Regions from separate parts of the Homo sapiens genome. Here region 1 is linked to region 2. A link is an interaction called in ENCODE POLR2A ChIA-PET data of the cell type or tissue named here. Cell type or tissue: CD4-positive, alpha-beta T cell. All regions are shown on one strand. Each heading gives the region's core, and the rest is flanking DNA. Links, peaks and the distances in the headings are about the cores only.

The links. ChIA-PET counts read pairs that join two places held together with the same protein. Peaks named below come from ENCODE experiments on the same cell type or tissue, not always from the same donor. Only the 100,000 strongest peaks of a DNase experiment are listed, where the experiment ranks them.
Region 1: POLR2A ChIA-PET joins it to region 2 with 11 read pairs; 11 of 35 experiments call an interaction of 5 or more read pairs at or near these places.

What each region holds. Positions count from the first base shown.
Region 1 is chr2:25,313,424-25,321,857 of GRCh38, forward strand. DNMT3A (DNA methyltransferase 3 alpha) reads right to left here. Exons shown (of 23, transcript NM_022552.5): 2 at 490-738. The coding sequence starts at 561. Among named protein-coding and RNA genes, the nearest start is that of MIR1301, 11 kb to the right of the region's middle. RefSeq lists enhancers at 1-364, 365-1,128. In CD4-positive, alpha-beta T cell, for the core only: a CTCF peak has its summit at 3; a DNase peak (open chromatin) is centred at 1,158; H3K4me3 peaks cover 1,503 bases; H3K27ac peaks cover 2,396 bases.
Region 2 is chr2:25,251,171-25,253,670 of GRCh38, forward strand. The region is part of intron 6 of DNMT3A (DNA methyltransferase 3 alpha); the gene reads right to left. Among named protein-coding and RNA genes, the nearest start is that of LINC01381, 48 kb to the left of the region's middle. RefSeq lists silencers at 89-158, 889-1,108, 1,279-1,428 and an enhancer at 2,235-2,500. In CD4-positive, alpha-beta T cell, for the core only: no CTCF peak of the experiment used is centred there; DNase peaks (open chromatin) are centred at 131, 851 and 1,241; H3K4me3 peaks cover 1,877 bases; H3K27ac peaks cover 376 bases.

The DNA.
Region 1 (8,434 bases), core at 1-2,500, 62 kb after region 2:
GCCTCCGTCTGTGTGGGAGGGTGGGCCCCCGCGGCCTCGTGTCTGCCGTGCCCCACCCCAGAACTTGTCTTTGGTCCCCTAGAAGCTACTGAACACCTTAAGGAAACAGAGGCAGCTGAGAGAGAAAGTGATTCACGTGAAGGCCCACGGCTAGTAAGAGGCGGGTCCGAGAAGGAATCCAGGTTCTGGGACTCTCTGTGAGGCCGAACCCTCACAATGGCACAGACCTGGGCTTTGAGCCACTGTGCGAATGCCATGGTGGTTAAAAGCCTGGGTCCTGGAACCAAATGCCTGCTCCATCACCAGAATTGAACCTCTGCAAGCCTCCGTTTCCTCATCACCCAAACAGGGATGTGATGGTCCCACACCCTGTCGTGAGCACTGAGTGATGCGGTCATGCACTCAGTATGAGGAGCCGGCTGTCATCACATAGGGACAGGGCTCTCCCTCTCCCAGGCCAGAGGGTCCCCAGCAGAGCCCGCTGCTCACCTTTCGGTCCTCCTCCCGCTCCGCAGCAGAGCTGCTGGTGTCCCCGGGGCCGCTGGAGGGCATGGCGGGCATCTGGGCGCCGGGAGGCAGGCTGGGGCTGCGCGGGGCTGGGGGGCTGCTGGGCTTTGGGGAAGGAATTATCGTGGTCTTTGGAGGCGAGAGTTAAAACTTAAACATAGATCCCGGTGTTGAGCCCTCTGGTGAACGGTGCCTCTGTCAGCCTGTGGGTGGGGGCTTCGATGGCTCCACCTGTGGGGGAGAGAAGAGGATCAGTGGGGCGGAGCACCCCACCCTCCCTGGGTCAGGCCCTCAGCCCAGGGCCACACCTGGCCTGTGAGGCCTGGGGTGTTGCTCCTCCTTCTGGCCTCACCAGCACCCCAGAGAGCAGAGAAACCGAGGCAGGCTCCCTTCAGGGCCACCTCCTACCCCAGCAGCCTCTGAGAGCCTTGGAGTGGCAGCAGTCTCCCCTCCGTGTCGCTGCGGCCAATGGGTGCCACTTCTGGGACCTCCAGCTGCCTCCGCCTCCTCCCTTCTCTTCATTCACAGCCTCTCTCTCCTTTGAAAGCTTCCCGCATCCTCCCTCCCACCCCAACCAGCCCCTGGGAAATCCCAGCCTCCCCCAGAGGCCCCTAGCCCAGCTACGTTTTCCTTCTAATCTGTCCTCACCCCCACCCCCACACCTCCCGCCACGTGGAGGAAGTGAGTGCAGTCACAGGATGTAGTGAAATGAATGTCACCTCACTTCAGGACCGGTGCCTGGGCCCAGAGAAAGCTGAGGTCTGAGCTCAGGCTGCAGGCCTGGTTGGCTCTGGCCTAGGAGGGAGAGGCCACGGCCACGGCCAAGGCCACAGGCCACGGCCACACTGAGGCAGGAGTGAGGCTGCTCTCTCCCCCACCCCATGAACCAGCCTCATTTGCCTGCAGAGTTGGTGGGCTTGAGGGGTCCTCTGAACCCACACGGCTGAGTTTAGGGGCTTTTCTTCCCTCTGCTCCAGGTGTAGGCCTCAAGCCAGAGAAATAACAAAGCCTGCAGCTCAGGCCACAGCTGGGGTGGGGGTGTTGCTGTCTCAGCCCCCTCACTCAGAGACACACAAGAGCTCCCCTGCTCCCCACCCCCGGAGGAGGCGGCCGCCAAGCCCCTGCCTTGAGTGTGCCAGGGCCCAGGAGGGGATTGGCAGGCAAGGGAGAGCGGGAGGCAGGCTGGATCTGGGCCCACCCACACCCTTCCCCTTCCAGTTCCTGGTTCTGCTTCCCCAGCTCCCCCTCCCTCCTGGGCTTCTCCTCCCATCCCCCTCCAGTCAGGGCTCCCTGGAAAACCAGGACCGGGAGAAAGCACAGGCTTGGCTCTCCTACAGGCCTAGCCCCTTTCTCCAGGGGTGCATTCTTGCCTGGGAGTGGGTGCCCCAGCCCTGGCTGTGCCCCAGGGGGTAGTGGGAGGAAGGAGCTGGCAGGAGGAGCTTCTTAGGGCCAGGACAGGAAGAGCTCCATCAGGTCAACCCAGAAAGGCTTGAAGCGGACCTGCCCCACAGCTGAGCCCTGAGGCAGCCCAGGTGCACTGCGTCCATTCCCCATACCCCTAGGCACAGCGCAGTGCTGGGCTTAAGGAAGGTTTGCTGCCCGGGTCCCGAGAGGGTGGACGGCAGCGGAGAGCAGCTCCATCGGCCACATGCCACTCAGGGCCTGGCTCGTGCTCTGCATCTGGGCAGCTGCTGTGCCGTGCCCAGTTTACAGGTGACGGTAAGATCAACAAGGCCAGGACCCATCAGAGGCATGAACCCAGATCTCTCTGACACTAAAGTTCTGAGGGGTTGGGTTCACGTCCCCCAACACACACCACAGAAGCAACTCTGAAGATCCCAAAAGAGAACTGGTCCAACCCAGAAGCACTCGGCTGCCAGCCCTTAGCAGCCAGTGATTCCCTGTCAAGCCTCACTCCCCATTTGTTACCACAGACATCTCCAGCCACACTAAAACAAAAACCTTCGAAAGGGTCAGAAGCTAAGAGGGGCAGAGTCTGATTGGAAAGAACGTTGAGCCCAAAGTCCGCAGGGGTGGGATCTACTCCTGACGGAGGCTTCCCCGGCCCTCAGTTTCCCCACCAATGAAATGGGAGAGCAGGACCCCTTCTATTAATAGCTCTGACCGGCCAAGGAAGCTGTTGCGGCCCCACAGGCACAGTGGACACACAAGGGGCTGACAAGGACAGGGCACCCCAAATGGAGTCGGGGGAGACCCAGGCACAAAGGAAGCGGGGCGGGAGGGTTGTCTTGATGCTGCCCTAGGCTTAGGGACACCCAGAGGGCATCTGTGCCGCCACGGGTGTGGCGAGGTTCAGAGAAGCTCTGGAGAGGAAGGAAGCTGGAGGGAAAAGCAGAACTTCACAGGGCATTGGCCCCAAGGGCAGACACCCCAGACAGGAAAGGAAAGGAAGATTCTCTTCCTCCTCCCCTTCCTCCACCCAAGACTCTGACATCTGAGCTGCAGAAACTGTCCTCACAGAAAATGCAGCTGACCTGGGTCAACCCTTTCGTGTTGCTCAATGGACCAGCCCTGTCAGTAGCAGTCCCTCAAAATCGTGTCCATCACCTAAAATCCTCCAGTATGTGTCTGGGCGGGCCATGTACTACACAACCCTAGGGGGCCCCAGTTGGTGGCCAAGGTCCCAGACCTTGACATAGCATTGCCCACCTACCCGTAGACGCTTCATTCTTCCTTCAGGCAGCCCAGCCATGGGGAGTGGGCTCTCCTGGGCCCACAGTCCCAACACAGCAGCGGGTGTCCACCACATCGGTCCTTCCACCGCACAGCCCTGGCTGCTTCCGATACCAAAGCGTTCTTCCCACCTGGGCCAAGGGCTGCACAGCCACCACCACTGCCACCAAAAAACCCTTGCCAAGAACCCTACCACCATGAAAAGCAGCTTTTATTTCCTCCTTTTAGAGTCCACAGTGACCATGAATAATGTTTGTTAACAGCCACTTAAAAAATTTCAAGGAATCCCACCATGAAAACATCTTCGTATCACAGCTGATATGATCACCATCTCCACTGCGTCAACTATAAAACTGTTGTGGAAAAAGAACTGAAAGCTTTGAATATGCATACCAAGGCTCACTACCTTCTAAACTCAATGCAATAGAAACATTTTTTGTTTGTTTGTTTAGAGCAGGTTCTTGCTCTGTCACCCAGGCTGGATGCAGTGGTAGTATCATAGCTCAATGCAGCCTCAAACTCCTGGGCTCAAGTGCAAGTGATCCTCCCACCTCATCCTCCTGAGTAGGTGGGACTACAGCCATGTACCACCACACCTGGCTTTTTTTTTTTTTTTTTGTAGAAACAGGGTCTCCCTATGTTGCCCAGGCTGGTCTTGAACACATGGCTTCAAAGGATCCTCCCACCTCAGCCTCCCAAAGTGTTGGGATTCCAAGCATGAGCCACCACACCTGGCCAAAAGATTTTTTAAGACATAAAATCACAAGATTAGGCTGAACAAGAGAAGGAATACCACCAACAAAATTGTGGAATCTGGAAAGCAGACTTGTGACAGCCAAATTTCAGACAGGCGTGTGAACGCTGATATATAACACAGTCTTCAACAGATGCTTATATGACAGCACCAGGTACTCTGGCACTAGGGCTGAAGAGGATGCTTGTGTGAGAAACGAGAGGCTGAGTGAGAGTAGTGAATTCCTAGACCCTCTTCTACAAGTTTGAAGGTTTATCTGTAGTCACTGGAGGGCATAAAATAGGGGGTCTTTGCACAGAGTCACTTGGCACAGCTGAAGACAAAGATGATATATCAAACCAAGGAGAGGAAGGTTATTTATTTATTTATTTTCTGAGATGGAGTTTCACTCCTGTTGCCCAGGCTGGAGTGCAATGCCGCGATCTCGGCTCACCGCAACCTCCGCCTCGCGGGTTCAAGCGATTCTCCTGCCTCAGCCTCCCGAGTAGCTGGGATTACAGGCATGTACCACCAAGCCTGGCTAATTTTGTACTTTTAGTAGAGATGGGGTTTCTCCATGTTGGTCAGGCTGGTCTCGAACTCCCAATCTCAGGTGATCTGCCCACGTCAGCCTCCCAAAGTGCTGGGATTACAGGCATGAGCCACCGCGCCGGCCGGGAAGGTTATTTTAAATGCTGATGTCCAGTCTCTCAGGCTATTCCCCGATTGGGCTCTAAGAATACTGGCAGCCAGACAACCATTTCCTTCTCTGGAGAATCGAATGAGTCTAAGAGGAAAGGTTTAAGGATGCCAATACCAACATCAGTACCAAAATGGGGTCAAAATGACTTATTCAGGTCAGCCTATGTAGACTTGAAAACCAACAAGTCCACTATCATTCTCAGAGCTTCCGATCAGTTGGGTTTTTTTGTTTGTTTTTGTTTTCTGAGACGGAGTCTTTCTCTGTTGCCCAGGCTGGAGTGAAGTGGCATGATCTCCACTCACTGCAACCTCCGCCTCCTGGGTTCAAGTGATTCTCATTTCTCAGCCTCCCGAGTAGCTGGGACCACAGGCGCCCGTCACCACTCCCGGCTAATTCTTGTATTTTTAGTAGAGACAGCTTTCGCCATGTTGGCCAGGCTGGTCTTGAACTCCTGACCTCAAGTGATCCACCCACCTTGGCCTCCCAAAGTGCTGGAATTACAGGTGTGAGCCACCGTGCCCAGCCAAAATTCTTAAAGAATAAACCAAATCTTAAACAATCTTCCAATTAGAATTATTTTCAGCCAAATTATCATTTAAGTGTGAGAGTAAAATAAAGACATTTTCTTTTTTCTTTTCTTTTTTTTTTTTTTTTTGAGATGGAGTCTCGCTCTGTCGCCCAGGCTAGAGTGCAGTGGTGCAATCTCGGCTCACTGCAAGCTCTGCCTCAGGGGTTCATGCCATTCTCCAGCCTCAGCCTCCCAAGTAGCCGGGACTACAGGCGCCCACCACCATGCCTGACTAATTTTTTTTCTATTTTTAGTAGAGACAGGGTTTCACCGTGTTAGCCAGGATGGTCTCAATCTCCTGACCTCGTGATCTGCCTGCCTCGGCCTCCCAAAGTGTTAGGATTACAGGTGTGAGCCACCACGCCTGGCCCTTTTCTTTTCTTTCTTTCTTTTTTTTTTTTTTTGAGACGGAGTCTTGCTCTGTCGCCCAGGCTGGAGTACAGTGGTGGGATCTCGGCTCACTGCAACCTCCACCTCCCGGGTTCATGCCATTCTCCTGCCTCAGCCTCCCAAGTAGCTGGTACTACAGGTGCCCACCACCACACCCGGCTAATTTTTTGTATTTCTAGTAGAGACGGGGTTTCACCATGTTAGCCAGGATGGTCTCGAGCTCCTGACCTGGTGATCCGCCCGCCTTAGCCTCCCAAAGTGCTGGGATTACAGGCATGAGCCACCACGCCCGGGGTCTTTTTTTTTTCTTAAATAGAGATGGGGTCTCACTATGTTGCCCAGGCTGATCTTGAACTCCTGGGCTCAAGTGATCCTCCCACCTCAGCATCCCAAAGTGCTGGGATTACAGGCGTAAGCCACCGTGCTGGGCCCTAGTAAAGACATCTTCAGACATATGAGGCCTCACGCTCCTTTCCCAGGAAGGACAGGAAGATGTCCTCTAATACGCATAAGATCCAGTACAGGAGAGATGGGAAGGGAGGCTCCAGGATGAAGGGGAAAAGAGGCCGCATGCCAGTCACCTGGCATGAGCCAGAGAGGGCCAGCCTTCCCACTGAGACTGGGGCACGAGTGCCGTCATCACCATGCCCTCTGCTGTCGAACTGTCTTTTTACCTGACAAAACTACACAGGTATCGCTCGTGGCCATACTCTGCTATCTAAACCCAGGAACTGAATAGATTTTTTCTTTCTTTCTTTTTTTTTTTTTTGAGATGGACCCTTGCTCTCTAGCCCAGGCTGGAGTGCAGTGGCGCATTCTCGGCTCACCACAACCTCTGCCTTGTGGGTTCAAGCAATTCTCTTGCCTCAGCCTCACGAGTAGCTGGGATTACAGGCACCCGCCGCCATGCCCGGCTAATTTTTGCATTTTTAGTAGAGATGGGATTTTGCCATGTTGGCCAGGCTGGTCTCAAACTCCTAACCTCAGGTGATCCACCCGCCTCGGCCTCCCAAAGTCCTGGGATTAGAGGCGTGAGCCACTGTGCCCAGCCATGAATGGATTTTGATATGGACAGATGTGTGTCCTGGAAGATGTGCTCTAATGAGGGGAGTGAGCCAAGCATGAGGAGGACACGAAAGCCAGAAAACAGAGATTCCAACCGGAAAGTAATGGGAATTCCAAAGATGACCACAAAAGGAAGTCACAGAGCATCAGCTACAATGTGCCTAGAAAGCAACTAGCCCAGAGTGAAAGAGGATAGATAACTTAAAAAATGGAACTGAAACATCTTTTACCTGCTGTGACTGCCCGTGTGGAAAGCAATACTGATGGCTATTGGAAAGTGTGGTAGGCCCACCACAAAGAAGTGATAAATGCTGGAGGTGATGGATATACCAACTATCCTGTTTTGATCATTACACAATGTATGCATGTATTGAAACATCACATTGTACCCCATAGAGATGCACAATTATTATGTGTCAGTTAAAAAGAAAAAAAGAAAAAGAAGTCCTAAGGTAACAGTATTGTTAAAGAAAAATAAAATTATATTAGAAGTTGTGGTAGGAATTAGCAACAGGTACAAAAAAATAAGGCAGATGAGAAACAAGGTAATTATTAACTTCAGGGAAAAAAAAACGAAAAGAAACTATTACAGTGCACCACAAGGCTCAGCTGTGAATAATAGTTTTATCGAAATAATAAAATAAACACTGTGTGTAGGTTTAACAAATATATGTGTGTGTACATATATATGTATATATGCATGTATGTACACACAAATTACTTTTGTATGTACCACAAAATTAATGCCTTAAAACAACACATTATCGGCCGGGCGCGGTGGCTCACACCTGTAATCCCAGCACTTTGGGAGGCCGAGGAGGGTGGATCACCTGAGGTCGGAAGTTCAAGACCAGCCTGACCAACATGGAGAAACTCCGTCTCTACTAAAAATACAAAAATTAGCCAGGCATGATGGTGCATTCCTGTAATCCCAGCTACTCGGGAAGGCTGAGGCAGGAGAATCACTTGAACCTGGGAGGCGGAGGTTGCGGTGAGCGGAGATGGCACCATTGTACTCCACCCTGGGCAACAAAAGCGAAACTCCGTCTCAAAAAAAAAAATTATCTTGCAATTCTGCAAGTCAGTAGTAAAAAAAAAAAAAGATTCTCCTTACTAGGCTAAACTCAAGATGTTGGCAGGGCTGCATTCTTTTCTGGAAACTCTAAGGAGAATCCATTTCCTTGACATTTTCAACATCTAGAGGCTGCCCTCATTCCTTGCCACGTGGTCCCCTTCCAACTCCAAAGCCAGCGATGGCCAGTCTTTTTCCCATCACAGTACTCTCTGCCTCATCAACATCTCCTGCTCTGACTACTCTTCTGCTTCCATCTTTCACTTCTAATGACCCTTCTGATTACACTGGGCCCACCCAGATAATCCAGGATAATCCCCTCATCTCTAGGTCATTAATTTAATCACATCTGCAAAGTCCCTTTTGCCATGTAAGGTGACATATTCACAGGTCCAGGGGATTAGGACCTGGCCATCTTAGGGGGGCCATTATTCTGGCTACCAAATGCACAAAACATTTTTGAGGCTGGACACAATGGCTCATGCCTGTAATCCCAGCACTCTGAGAGGCCAAGACAGGAGGATCACTTGGGACCAGTCTGATGACACAGGGAGATCCTGTCTCTACAAAAATTTACAAAATTAGCCGAGTGTGGTGGCACATGCCTGTAGTCCCAGCTACTCGAGAGGCTGATGTGGGAGGATCGCTCGAGCCCAGGAGGTCGAGGCTGCAGGGAGCTGTGATTGTGCCACCACACTCCAG
Region 2 (2,500 bases), core at 1-2,500:
AGCAGCAGGGGGCCTGACGAAAGGGGAAGGGGCAGCCGGAGCTGGGTGGGGGAGGGGCCTCACTAGACTAGGCCTGTCTGGGGCGTAGGGAAAGCACCCCTTTCCCTCTGCACTCCTGCCTTCCTCCCCAGGCAAACAATAAGAGAAACAGGGGTGAACTCGAGGCTCTCGCATTTGGGCTGCGGGCTGCTCACCCCCAGGGGGGCGGAGAAACCAGGCGGCATTCAAGAGACACCACACTATTCCCCACTCCCTGCTGGCTCACGGAAGCCCCTGGGCCTGGAGTCCGTCCAGACTGGGAAAGCCACCGGGAACTCCGGTGACTACTGCCTCCGGTCCAGTCCCATCTCCTCAGGCAGTTGTCCCGCCTCCACCTCCCCCTGCGACTGCAGCGCTTCCCATTCCAAAGGTCAGAGGTCTGAGCGCCACCGCCCCCAAGCCCATGCGGCCTTGGGCTACCCTGGTGTCACAGGCCGGCCCCCTGTCAGGGTCGCACCGTGCTCTCCCGCCCCCCACCACTTCTTTCTGGCGGCCTGCCTGGAGGCTTCCAGGAACTCGCAGGAGAGGAAGCTGTCCCTCTTAAGAGGCCGCAAGCTGGCAGGGCCCTGAGGACCGCGTGGTCCCCCAGCCAGAAACGCAGGTCACCAGGGAAGTGCCAGGCACCCATCTGCCAGCTCAGCTGAAGCTGCCTCCAACCCAACTCCTGGGCCACCAGCTCCGCGTGCCCCAGCCTGCAGTTACCACTGCCCGGGCTCCCGGCCGGCTGCTCTTCCTGTCCCCCGAGGGCGCCAGGTGCCACTGGAGCCCTCGAGGAGTGGGGCCTTGGGGCTCGTGGGCAGGAAGGCGGCGGGCCAGCACTAAGTCAGCATCTCCAGAACTCGGGCCAGGCCGGGACGCCGCGGCTGCTGCGGGCCGGGGAGGCATACTTCACTCTTTTCAAACCCGGAGGGCTGCGGAGATCCTCCCACCGGCCCTGCCGCCTCCCCGCCCCCGGTCTCCCCGGGGCTCCGTCCAGGAACCTACCCATAAGGCCAGGTGCAGCCCCTCTGCAGTCGCGCTCAGGTGTGAGCCGCGGCCCTGAAGCTCTGGAAGTAGCTGCCCGTCTTGGGGGAGGGGAAGGGGGCGATGGGGCTGGGGGCGGAGGGGGCCACTGGGAGGGGAGGGGGGCGGCGGGGGGGAGGGAGGGAACATTTTCTTTGTCTAGGACTCCAGGTCACGTGGGCCCCGCTGGAGGGCCTGGTTGGCTGCGAGCGGCCCGGGGAGGGGGCCGGCGCTCCGACGCTGGCGCTGGGCCAGCCCCTCTTCTCCGGTCCGAGGGGCGCGGGGCCGGGGGGCGAGGCCGTTCCCCGCCCGTTCCCAGGGCCCGCCCAGGCCGGGCTGCAGGGAGCGCCCCGCCTTCGGGAAGACCGCCTGGCCCCTCCCCCAGCTCTGGAAGAGATTAGCGCGGGGCCGGGGGGCCGGGAGGGGAGGGAAGGGGCTGCTCCCGAGCCGCCTGCCCGGAGGGAGCCGGGGGTCCGGGCGAAAGCAAGCCGGAGCTTTCGGACGGCCTGGGAGAGCCGGGAGAAAGTTGTGAAAAGTGAGTTTCTCTGAAGCACAACCAAAAAAAAAAAAAGAAAAAGCTTACAGATAGGAGGCCCAGGAAGCTGTAGGAAAACTCAGCACACAGACGGAGAGTGACAGCAGGCGCGCGCAGGCATTGGGAGCGCTCCAGATCGGGGATTGTTTGGGGGGTCTCCCGCCTCCACACTACAGGTGAATAGAGAAGCGGGGGGGCCTCAAAAAGCGCGGCGTGAGGAGGTCAGGCTTCGAGTCCCAGGGCCCCTGCGTCACTCTGGGCCTTCCCTGGATTTCTCATTTTCCTGTTTGCAAGGTTGGTCGCGGCGAGGGCGCTCCTTCAGAAAGTTCAGCAATTCCTTCATTCCCAGGCTCAAACATCTGCAGATCGAGAAGACCTGACTCCTCTCCTGGGGCCTCCAGGTGCGGCCTCCAGGTGCAGCCTCCGCCATTTCAAGCTTCCTCCTCCTGAACAAAGGCACCTACCCCCAAGGCAGACGCAGTCCCCACCCACAGCCCTCCATTACGTTGGCTGTAGGATCAGATAAAGAAATAGACCCTGTTGGCTCTGCCCTCGAGGGGTTGAAGATTCCACTAGACTTGGAGAAATATGAAAGGATCACTGTAAAACAAACATATGTAAAGGTAACTATGCCACAAATACCAAGTAGAAAAAAATGGGCGGCATGGATGACAAAAGAGGTCAGAGGTCAGTTCCAGGTGAGCCGACTGGGCCTGGAGGCTGGATCGGACTTGGAATGAGGTGAGATGGGTAGGATGAGCAAGAGCTGCCGGGCTGGGGAGGGAGGAGACCCTCGCCCACCTCCACCCTCCCAGTACACGACAGGGCAAGGTAATGGCAAGCCTTCAGGTGCGTCCTTGGGTATATTCTGTAGCAGGGAAGAATAACCGCAGGTTTTCTGACAAGATGAATGAGTATTTTGGA